2 separate regions of the Homo sapiens genome follow, and region 1 is linked to region 2. The links are chromatin loops, found by intact Hi-C in ENCODE. Cell type or tissue: Calu3. All regions are shown on one strand. Links, peaks and the distances in the headings refer to the core of each region. The heading gives the core; the rest is flanking DNA.

Evidence for each region. A loop is a pair of places that touch in the nucleus more often than their neighbours do. Peaks named below come from ENCODE experiments on the same cell type or tissue, not always from the same donor. Only the 100,000 strongest peaks of a DNase experiment are listed, where the experiment ranks them.
Region 1: it touches region 2 in a loop (2.0-fold over the local background); 3 of 110 quality-filtered maps call a loop at or near these places.

The regions. Positions count from the first base shown.
Region 1 is chrX:37,453,573-37,458,094 of GRCh38, forward strand. PRRG1 (proline rich and Gla domain 1) reads left to right here. Exons shown (of 4, transcript NM_001142395.2): 4 at 1-3,719. The coding sequence ends at 49. Among named protein-coding and RNA genes, the nearest start is that of PRRG1, 110 kb to the left of the region's middle. In Calu3, for the core only: no CTCF peak of the experiment used is centred there; DNase peaks (open chromatin) are centred at 1,529 and 1,949.
Region 2 is chrX:37,345,102-37,352,509 of GRCh38, forward strand. PRRG1 (proline rich and Gla domain 1) reads left to right here and starts at 4,263. Exons shown (of 4, transcript NM_001142395.2): 1 at 4,263-4,294. RefSeq lists enhancers at 4,059-4,570, 4,571-5,081. In Calu3, for the core only: no CTCF peak of the experiment used is centred there; DNase peaks (open chromatin) are centred at 4,240 and 4,750.

The DNA.
Region 1 (4,522 bases), core at 1-2,500, 110 kb after region 2:
CTCAGCCAGTGCCATTCCTATGGTGCCTGTGGTCACCACCATCAAATGAAGCTGCAAACTTCTTTTTACTCTAATCATTTTTAAAATACTAATGGAAGAACTTTCTAGCACTTTACCACTACATAAATGTTCATTGACTTATTTTATTGGACTCTTACCGCATACCACTTCACACTTGTTTTATTTTCTTTAGTTTTGTTTCTTGTTATAGAATCATTATCCATGCTCATTTTTGCTAGGGGAAATATATGAAGAGGGAAAACATACTAATGGGGGTCTTTCTGTGATGTGATGAGACATACATGTAAGTGTATATATGTGTGTATAGGCATATATACGTGTGTATGCATCAACACAGTATATGTAAAACTGTCTTAAAAATCCATTAACTTCTACCTAAATCACCTGGAAGGAGAGCATTACTCACCAAAATTGCAAAACAAGGGTATCAAGAATTTGTGTAATAGCCAGTGACATGCTGTAGATTTTTGCAAACTGGATGTACTTAGCATGTTTTCTAATTCTGACTGGCTTTTGTTAACTTGATAATTCTTCATCTACCTTAAAAAGAAAAAAATTACACATAGTCATTCTTGATGTTATAAATAGAGAAAAAGTGTGTGTGAGCAATAATGCATAAGCTACTGATAACTTGCTTACAGCAGATAGCAATAAGGTATTTGGTGGCATTCGGCTTGTTTTGTAATAGGGATTTTTTTTTTGGTTGACCACTCCCCCACACTTCCAAAATTAAACAGTGTTTTCTTAGCATCTTGAATATCTCCTGCGGTGTATATTAACATCTTGATGAGACAGATTTCCAGGCAACAAAATAATTTCTAAAATGGATATATGTGTGGATTAATGACAGGCAGTAAATACCCATTACTCCTTTACTCATAGCTGGTAAAATTATTCCCACTGTTTTATTGCCTTTTACTGTACGTTCTACACTCTGTCCTACTCCCACAGAATTTTCAAGCCCTTAAGAGTTTAGTTAAAATAAAATTTTTGAAATTATTGTCTTAATATTTTTATATAGGCTGATGTCTTTGCCTCAAGATTGTTAGGAGGTAATTTTCCATTGAATTATCAACTGTGATTTTTATATTGCCCTCCAAGTGGTAGAAGAAGATTGCAAAGTCCATGTTATGCTAGGTGCACAATAAATCTAGTAATAGCCCCACACAGATCTCATCATTGTTGCTACTTCCTTTTGTATTTTCATCAGGTATTTTTTTAACTGTAGGGTTTTTACTTTTTTCTTGGAGCAGAGAGAACAGGCTGTAAATGGGTTGCCAACATAAGCTGGCTGAGAAATAAAAGAAAACAAGACAGTTGTTCATAAAGTTTCATTTTGTATGCACTGATGGCAAATTCATTAGGTCAGTTAAGGGAAATATTTGTACCACTTCCAAACTTTTCAGCGTTGGATAAAATGATTGATGAGGCAGGCAGAAGGAATGTAGGTTTCAGGTGTGTCATTTCCTGCTGCTTCCAGCTCCATCCCTACAGACTCCTCCCCGAGTCCTGCCCTGGAACCAAAGGAAGGAGGAACACTGAGGGGAATCCTGAAGTAGGAGTCAGATGACCTGAACTCAGATCTCCCTCTATCACATGCTTGCCACCACTGTACCTTGAGCAAGAATCATATCTGACCCTCAACCTCCTCAACTCTAAAATGGGGATAACATCATTTGTCCTGCACTTCTCTAAGGGCTTTACAAGGATCAAATAAGATGGTGTGTATGTAAGAAATTTGTAAAATGTGAAGAGCTATCTACACTAAGTTCGTAATGTTATTATTATTGTGCTTCATGGAGAATTTTCCCCTCTGTTTTCCTAAATTGTATGAGAGCTTTCACACAGTGAGAAATAGAGCAGGCTGCCCCATAAATGGGTAACATATTCCTAATCTGAGTGTGTGGGCTGTTAGAGAACCCCTGCCATGCTCTGGTCTGTTCTGAAACTGTGCCAACTGAAAGATGATAGTCCACACAGCACAAACAGGTTTAAGCAAATGATAGAAAGGGAAGTAAGGCGTGTGTGCTAGTTAATAGGTTTAGTAGCTTTTATGGACTAAAAATGATTGATTGTATCTTGACCCTGGTCTCAGAAATGACATTTTTACTTTTGCCATGAGTACACATCAGATATCTTTGGCTTCTATTTAAAGCTAAAGGTAGAAGTGTTTGATCCAGTGAACTGTGTATGTATGTGTGGGGTTTTTTTCTTTATTTTTAAATGAAAATTAAGACACCTTTTGTGTGGACATGTTTTTGTCTTTAATGTCAGGCTTTAGATTAGACCAGCAGTTTTCAAAGTATGGCCAATGGACCCCTGGGTTCCTTGAGAGCCTTTCAGGGGGGACTATGAGATCAAAATATTTTTATTATAATGTGAAGACATTGTCTTTTCACTCTATCTCAAAAAAAGTGTTGCAAATGTAAAACATTGCCATCTTCTCACAAATCTCTTTTTTTGTTTTTGAAAATATGGCCATTTTTCATAAAATGTTATTTGTGTTAGCATGTAATGGGTTTACTATGTTTAAATAAGTTAATACTTTAAAAATTTTCAGGTTTTTTTAGTATGGTGAATATTGATAGATATAAACCTCATGAACAAAAGTACTTTGGCATCCAGATTCTCAATAAATGTTAAGAGCGTAAGTGTAAGGGGGTCCAGAGACCAAAAGTTTTAGAGCTACAGGATTAGACATAGGAGCAGGATATTCTGTTAGTGTGATTTCTTGCAACTTTATTTTACATTTTAAACTGCTGATATTGGATATAATGCTGCTTTTTAGAGACACCTAAATTGCAGTATCAGAATGAATGTTGATGTTTGAAGCCAAAAAGCCAAATGCTTAAACTGATCAATGACTGTAGCTTTTTAGACTGTTGGTCAAAGAACATTCTACTTCACAGTAATAGCTCTATCAGCCACAGATCTCATGGTGGCTGTTGCATGATAATGATAGGATAAACAAAATACCACTGTCTTCAAGAAACATTATCTTAGGTTTGTTTGTTTGGTTTGAGTTTGATTTGGCTTTTATATTTTTTAAAATCCCTTTTGCTACCCCATCTGGTTTTATAAACTGAGTTTCTTAGCATTCGTTAAAATTAAGGGGTTTGTTTGGAATAATATATATTTTTTATGCTTTTGTCTTTCTTACCTGATTGATATTACATTCACCTTTGATTGTTTTTTAAAAGTTTATTTTTACAGAATATATTTAGTACCTTTCTTAAGGAGTAACTGAATTGAATCAACCAGTTTGCATTTAAATAAAAGAACAGGCTCAGTGGTCTTCCTGTAGAATGGTTTACATGCCTGCATGTGCAGTAGTTGTGTCTGGAATCCTAGAATTGGCACTTTCTGCCTCCTTGCTCTAAATGTCACAAAAAATTATACTTCCTTAAAGTAAATGTAATGATTTCTTCTTTTCCTATTGACCAGTACAGATAGATATGTTGTGTTTGCTTCATTTTTAATGATGACTTCAAGATTGATGATGTGATCCAATAACTGTGGAGGTAGCTTTAACTTGGTTCTGTGTAAATAGTATGTATTTTATTATAATATTTCTCATTTTAAGATGCTTGGTTTACATTAAATTATGGTATTTAACTATTTTTATGTTTATACTAGGTAGGGTCTTTCTTATGTTTCTGTGTTTTTGGTATGCTAAATAAAGCTATTTTTAAACCCAAGAGATTTTTTTTCTGCCATGTGTTAATCATATTATGGTTAGGTGGTAAATACGCTGCATATGTTCTTATTAATTATGTTCTTTTTAATAAGGTAAAATGGTTATGTTTCTTTTTTCTTACGGATTTAGGGAATATAGGTCAGTAAAAACAACAGAAATCATCTGATCAAAACCTCAGAGTGTTCTCAGCATAAGAAAGAACTTTCTATACTACTTTTGAATGACTTTGGCATGATACAAAATGGAAACAATTGCTCTAAAGGAATAGACTGAGCTCCCTGCATAGTGTAGTTTGTCAAGTCCTGGGAATAGTGTTGTCTATAGACGCCAAGGAGCCTGTTGTTTCCTGCTTAGCAGAACAGCTTGCATTTGAAAAGAAAGCACAAGATGAAAACATTGTGACCAAAGGGCATCTTCCTATGTGTAGAGCTCAAAGACTAAAAGTTGGTTTGTCACATCACTAACCAAGAACATGAGTTGATATGGTAACAAGAATTAAAATTATTTACTCCATATTCAAGGATGAATTTTAAATATAAATTATAAGTCTAATTTTATAAGCAAAAGTCCTCAAAGAGTTGTTCAAATAGTCTTTAAAAGGTACTTTTAAAAATCTATAGCAATTTCTAAAAGTTATATAACTTACACATTGATGACTACAATCATAAAACCCAAAACCTAGATCAAGAAATTTCTAGCACTCCAGAAGGCTTCCTCATTCCCCTTCCTTAAAGATACCATGATTCTAACATCTGTCATAATAGATCACTTTTTAAAAGTTCATATTTGGCTGTGGCCATATGG
Region 2 (7,408 bases), core at 2,759-5,258:
GATTTACTTTGCCTTAAATGGCACCAGGAAGAATTTACATAGTGGCTGTCTTTGAGCTGGATCCGTAAGAACGTGTCTGCTAGAGAGAGAGAACGGGAAAGTCCTAACAGCACGAAAGTATAAGGTAAATACAGCTAGCAGCTTAGGGTGCATATGATGGGTAGGGGAATGAGTTTGCAAAGGTGCAAAGCAGCCAGATAACAAGATTTGATTGTGCTGAAAAAGTTTGCATTTTATGGTAAAGTGGACAGGAGTCATGAAATGTCTTTAAGTAGTACAGTGGCTTGATCACATTTGTGTTTATAAAGCTATCTGGCAGAACTGGGAAGGGTGGACTGGATTCGGGAGAAACTAAAGACAGGGAAACCAGCTGGGAGACCATGTGGTAGCTCAGGTGATTGGTGATATATCTGAAGTGAGGCAGGAAAGATGAATTAATATGTGAAACATGTAAGAGGTAGAATGAATAGAAAACTGAGGACAGAGAAAAAGTGGTCATGAGTGATTTACCACTTTTAATGTGTTTGACGGGGTGCATAGTATTTTCATTATGAAGAAAATCAAATGCAAGAAGGAAGGCAGATTTTGGAAGAGAAATTGAGTTTCATTTCTTATACCTTGAGGAGGAATAATCCATTAGCCAGGTAACTAGAGATCTGAAAATCAGGAGAGGGATTAGTGTGAGAGATTTGATTTGCAAGTCATTAATATTGACTTGACATCAGTCAAGAAGAGAACTGGATTTATACCTAACTGGTATGTCTAAGGGAGACTTGGACTATTGGATGAAGATTAGGCTGAGATAATTTATGAGGCCTTTTCTGGGCCTTTGAGTAACTATAAAGTGAAAGGAGGAGTGGAATAATATGGGGTAACTGGGAGATGGATGCTGGTGAAGTAGACAGAAGATCTGGAATACCAATTCTAAAAGTCTGGTTCTTAAGCCTGCCTTATTTATTTAACAAAAAACATATCAGAAAAAAAGTAATTGGAGGAAAGTTAAGCTCTCATCCTACATTAATTAGAATATTTTATGGTTTATGCAAGAGAAATTAACTTGAGCTAGCTTCAGCAAAATAAGATACCTTCTTATGAGGATTCAGTGGTTCCTCATAGAAGCCAATGATAAGAATGCCATTGTAACTATGAGGCAGACAACCATTGAGGATCCAGGCTCAGCTGCACTGTGTCTACCTCTTTCTGTTTCTCCCCTCTTCCATCCACTCCAGATTTGTTTTCCTAAGATTCTCCTTATGTTATAGTTCCTAAATTGACACATTATAGCTTCAGACACCCAGTGTTACCAATTCCCTGCTACTATTCTAAATCCCCAGGGAAGTTCTGTGGCCCAGCATGGGTGAGATGCTCCATCCTGATCCAGTTAATTCTGTGTGTGTTTAGAGGGGCCAAGGGACTCCAGGTCAATTAAATAATAATATCTGGGGATGGGATCCAGATATCAGTATTTTTTTTACAAGTGTTTCAGTTTGAAAAGCAGTGGCTTAGGCTTTGTTACTTTTATGTAAAGAAAGACTGTAGTAGGGATATTAATGCCCCCCAAAAGATATCCACATGCCAGTACCCAAAACCTGTGAAAATATGTTACATGGCAAAAGGGAATTAAAGTTACAGATATAATTAAGGCTGCTAATCATTTGCCCTTCAGATAGGGAGACTGTTTTGGATTATCTTAATGTGCCCAATATAATCAGAAAGGTCCTTACATGTGGAAGAGGTAGGCAGAAGTGTCAGTGTGTCAGAGTAATATTATTGTTGGCTTTGAAAATGGAATACAGCCATGAATGAAGGAATGTGGGAGGTCTCTAGAATGTGGAAAAGGCAAGAAAAAAGATTCTCCCAAAAAGTTTCCATAAAGGAACTCAACTCTGCTGACGCCTTGATTTTAGTCCAGTGTGACTCTTGTCAGACTTCCTCCAGGACCATAAGATAAATTTGTGTTGTTTTAAATCATGAAGTTTGTGGTAATTTTTGTACAGCAGCCACAGAAAACTAATACACAGACACTGTTAACCAGCTTTGTTAATACTTGAATACTTGGGGAGGCAGGGAGAGGGAGAGAAAGAGGGGTCAAAGGTAATTCCAAGGCTGTATTCCTTAAATACAGTTTCGATGGTGGACATCTTTTTTTTTTTGTCTGTCCATTGCCTGTCTCTTCTGAAAACGGCATCTCCCCCTTACTGTTTGTTTTCATTTAGAAATTTTTCTCTTTATTTTTTTTTCTTTAACCATGTGGTTCTAATTGGGTCCCATTCTTATGTCACATACGCATTTTCTCTTCAGGAGTGGTTACGGTACTCAATTCTACCCAATCAGATGTTTTAACTGTTGCTTTAAAAACTGGAAGTGAGAGAAGAGAGATACTTTCTCTCTGGTAGGAACTTGGTAGGTGTGAGCAACTTGTAACAGGCTACGGTGCCAAACCAGCAGAACATGACTTTGAGATGTTCTGTTAGAATGACCCTGTCTGTATTGAGAGCCTGAGCTGGAATTCAAAGCATTCCTGTTGCTGGTTCCATTTAATCCTATGGCCAATCATAGACCTACCCTTTCACAACTTGGGTTACACAATAACTTCCTGTTTTTGCCTGATCTACTTCAATCTAGTTTTTGTCATTTCAACCAAAATATCCTGAAAAATTTAGACAAAAAAGAAAAAAATAATCAAGTGAAAAGTTTTAAAAAAACACATATGCACATTTATTAAGGATGCAAATCTTACTTTTATTAGCCTAGCAATTTTTTTAAGAACATGTATGTGAAATATTTTACTAGTGAAATGAATAGGACAAAGTCCTGCTTCCAGGCACTTACAGACTTACTAATCCTGCAAAATTTGTGCCTACATTACCAATATACCTTTTGGCAATATATCTCTCTACATCCTCCCTAGGCTTATTTGACAAGTGCAAGATAGAAATGAGTTCTAGAAAATCTGATTTGTAAAATATATGAATGGAAGACAAGAAAGGTTAAATGGAAGAATTTTGGGATATTCAGATCTTTAAGGGCAATCACCAAACTCTCCCATAAAATGCTCCCATCACAGTTAAAATGCTTGCTAGGAAAGACTATTGGTGTGGTCCTGTGGCAATTCTTTTATTCTTAATAAGCCAAATGTTTCTTAATTCCATCACAATTAAAGTAAAAAGAAGGGGAACTTAGTTTGGAATAAATCACTTCAGGTCCACAGCCCAATTCACTTTGGATTCACTCAGGCGTGTGTTTATTTTAATAGCTGATCTGAAAGCATGTGAGATGCCACAGCTGACCAGACTGTAAACAGAAAAGCATACAAGTTAAAACCAAGCACGCATGCAGCATGGAATAATAATCAAGCTAGACTCCTTATGATGCAAAATGCCAGAAAACCTCCAAGCATTAGGTCAAAGTTTACACAATAGCAAAAGCCTTTTATTCTGTTTCTTAGAGGGGCTTGTAGAAGTTTAAGATTCAAGTTCTAAGATAGCTCTACCTAAAAAGCGAGGTCAAAGATGGGTTTTCTTCTCAAGATATTTGGGTAAGTTTGTACAAGACGGTTTTTTTTTTTTTTTTTTTTTTTAGAAAAAGCAGATAGTTGTCACCAAGAGTTGTCCGGAAACAGTGGCAAGGGAATTATTCCTCAAGGAAAGTGCAATTCTCTGAGCTGTAACAGTGGACAATGGTCGAATAGTCACCAACCACGATCTGGGCTCACACATAGCAAAGAGGTATATTAACTAGGATGCCCTACACAGGCGGTCTGTGGATGAGAAATCCCTATGCCCCTCACTTCACCAGGGCTGAAGAGTACGCGATGAGGAGAAATGACTAGGAAAAGGAATAATGTGTGGTGAGGTATGTATGCGAAAGAGAAAAAGGCTGGCGGGGACCCGCGGTGGCTAGGAGAGACGTGGCGGCCCAACGGCTGACTACTTGGGCCCGCGCCGAGCCAGGCTTTCTCCACGGTGCGTGTGGGAGTGCACAGAGGGGCCTCGACGGCTTTTCTGTATGTGTTATAAATAAACCCCAATAGTGGAAAGCTCCAGCAGGATGCCCTGAGCCCTGGGTCTTCCCAGCAGAAGCGGTGGAGGATCCGCCCCTCGTTTCCCACCCCCGCGCCCCACCCTGTTCCCGCCCCTTCTCTCTTAACCCCGCCCCAGCCCAGCCCCCGCCTCTTTCCACCTCCCTTCCAGTCCGCTCCCGGTTCCTGGCTCCAGCTAGGCTCGGCAGAAATAGGAGCGCGCAGGCGCGACGTGCGGCTCGCAGAACGGCGAGTAGCGGAGCGGGACCCGCTGTGAGTGTGGCGGCCGCGCTGGGTTCCTAGCTGGGGAAACGTGATCCAGGCGAAGCGCCCCAGGAAGGATTGGGGTGTGTGGGGGTGACTTCGGTTCTGCGAGGAGAAACCCGTCAGATATGCGGTAGCGTTGGTAGCGACGCTGCCTGTGGGTGTCCGGCCAGGGCCGCGTGGGGAGCGGAGTGCGTGGTAGCGGGAGTGGGTGAGGGTGGGTATGACGAGAAAAAAAATTGAAGGAATGGGGTTTACAGGCTGGAAGTCCGCACACAGACTGGGCAGGACCGCGAGGCTTGCCAACGGTGCTGGAGGGTGTCCCAGCTTCAAGTTCAGTCCCCTGCTTGGTGCCCATGAGGGACGTCCCAAGCTCATCCCTTCCTCCAGCGCTGCTTTCTCTGGTGCAGAGTTGCTAGAAACATTCCCCGTCGGAGGGGAAAGGATTTGGAGGCGGTGGGCTGTCGGCCCGGGCTAGTCCCAAGGAGGGCGTGGCGTTCGTGTGACTTTCCTTTACCCACCCCCGGGAATGTGTCCCTCTTCTGATCCATTGTGCCCGTGGACATTTTAACAAAGGCTATGACTGTTTTGTAGGCAGTGGCGGGTGACAGTGGGAGGGGGTGCGTGCGAGGTCGGTCGCGGTGCGGCCCTGGGGGATGGGAGAGCGGGGGGAGGGGGAGGCGGCGTGGGGGGAAGTGAAAGGAAGAGAAACAGTCTTCCTGCTTCAGGTTTTTCCTTCTTCCTGGTCCGCTGAATTTGATCACTGGTAGGAACAGCCCCAAGAGGGATATGACTGGAAAGTAGTGTGTGCGCGTTTGGACTCTGGCTCCAGCCACTGGTTTTTGTGATTGTGCTGTGCAAGTATTTTCTACGAGTCCCTTTAGGAGAAAAGCGAAACTAATGGGATTTGAGAGGAAATAATTGAATGAAAGGATGAAGAGGTTGAGTGACAAAACTTAGAGCTTAATTATTTGTCTGTTGATGGTCATACTATAAAGCCAGACTTTGAAGGATGCGAAGGTGTTCAAGCCAGGGTAAGTGAAAAGTTGGTTAGGCTACTGTTGATTGTTTCAATCAAGAGTGGATTATTGGGCATGTGTGTGGATGTGCTGTCAAGATCTTGGGCCGACTCACTTTAGAACCTTTGAAAATAATATTAAGGATACAAAACATTAGGGCAAATATTGTAATATTGGATAAAGCTCCATATGCTTTCATTTTCAAACTTAGGGACTTTTATGAAAGATAGTATATGTGTTCCCAAGCATAGATGTTGATATTTTTACTCATTTGTTTTAAGTTAATACAACAAAATAAACTGAACTTCCTCCTCTCCACCCCTTTCCCTCGATTGTAAATCCCGTTTTATAAACGTTTACTTTCTGATCTGAAGTATACTTAAAAACACAATTACCCCGCCCAACCCCCACCCCTGCACCAACCCCAGGCATGAGGTGAACAGGATTTCTTCTGGTTTTATTGTTATGTTATTCTTTCTTTTTCTATTTTCCCAAATTTGGGGCAGGTGGAGGGCGGGGAGTGTTAGGGATGCCTTTTCTCTTTTCTAGTGCCTGATGAACTCCTATTCATCTTTCTAGACTTAGCCTGATTCACTTCTTGAAAAATTTTGCCATCTTCTCCAGAGTGAATTAATCACACCCTTTTCTGTTAAATTTATATAACTTGCCTTATTTCTCCATTACTACTAGAACCTCAGTCTTTTGTGTTACCCTTGTACCTAGAGCTGCCTGGCATGTGATAAGCACCTAATAAACTAACTTACAGATATATATTAATAAATGCTGTTAGAAAGATGGTAATTCATAGGCCGGGTGCAGTGGCTTACTCCTGTAATCCCAGCACTTTGGGAGTCTGAGGCAGGTGGATCACAAGGCCAGGAGATCCAGACCATCCTGGCTAACATGGTGAAACCCCGTCTCTACTAAAAATACAAAAAAATTAGCCGGGCGTGGTGGTGGGCGCCTGTAGTCCCAGCTACTAGGGAGACTGAGGCAGGAGAATGGCATGAACCCGGGAGGCGGAGCTTGCCTTGAGCTGAGATCGCGCCACTGCACTCCAGCCTGGGCTACAGAGCGAGACTCCGTCTCAAAAAAAAAAAAAAGAAAGAAAGAAAGAAAAAAAAGATAGTAATTCATATTGCATAAAGTTCATGGGATAATACAAGAAATTCAGAATTCTGAAATTGTATTTAATATTTGAGCAGCATTATTTGGAATATGGATAAGTACTGTGTGGAAATATGTTCTCATGTATTAGTCATAGTTTATCCCTCTAAAAAGAGGTGCAAAAACTCTACAGATAAAGGGAAAATAGGGATCAGAAAAAGGTGAAGTTTTTAAAAAGGCCAGTTTCTGATACTGAAACTAGTGAAATTAACTATTTGTAGAAAGACACAAATAGGTTGCTGCTGGAATTTAGGAAGTACTACAAATGAATCAGGTTGCCAGATGGTATTCTCTGAAGGGTGATGTAACTAAAGAAAGCTGTAATCTAACCAGTTGTATTATACTTCTTTTACATCTTAAAGTATTTTCGGCCTTTGGCTAATGGGTCTCTTCATGTTACAGTTCCCTGATAGGCTTGGTCTAACCATTTCTGCCAAACTGTCTTTGACATCTCTCTTAACTCCACCAGGATCACTGGCCTTCCAGTTACCTCTGGCTCCTAACAGGAATTATCTTCCCCCTGTTCCTCACCTCCAGCCTTCTTCTCCTGAATGGATATATGTATTTGAGAAAATACCATGAACAAATGATCACTTACTTTATAAAAGAATGGAATTGGTTCTTTAGTTTAAAAATAAGTCAGAATTGGCTACCTGCTTAGTCTAGCCTTCTGTGCCTGCAAAGCAGACAGAGAACTATGAGCATTAGTAACCCTTATTTTTCATTTCTCCCTTATTCATCTAAATGCAAAAGCACTTTTTTTCATTTCACTTTTAAAAATAGCATTAGTCATTGTTCCTAAAACACTTCAAGTTAGTCTCTTTTTTTGACTAAAACTCAAAACTCAGGGAGGAAGAGTAGTAGCATCCATAAAACTTTTTTAAAGTTCTACATCATCTGTGGACCTACTGACTGAAAAAATATTCCAAACCAACCA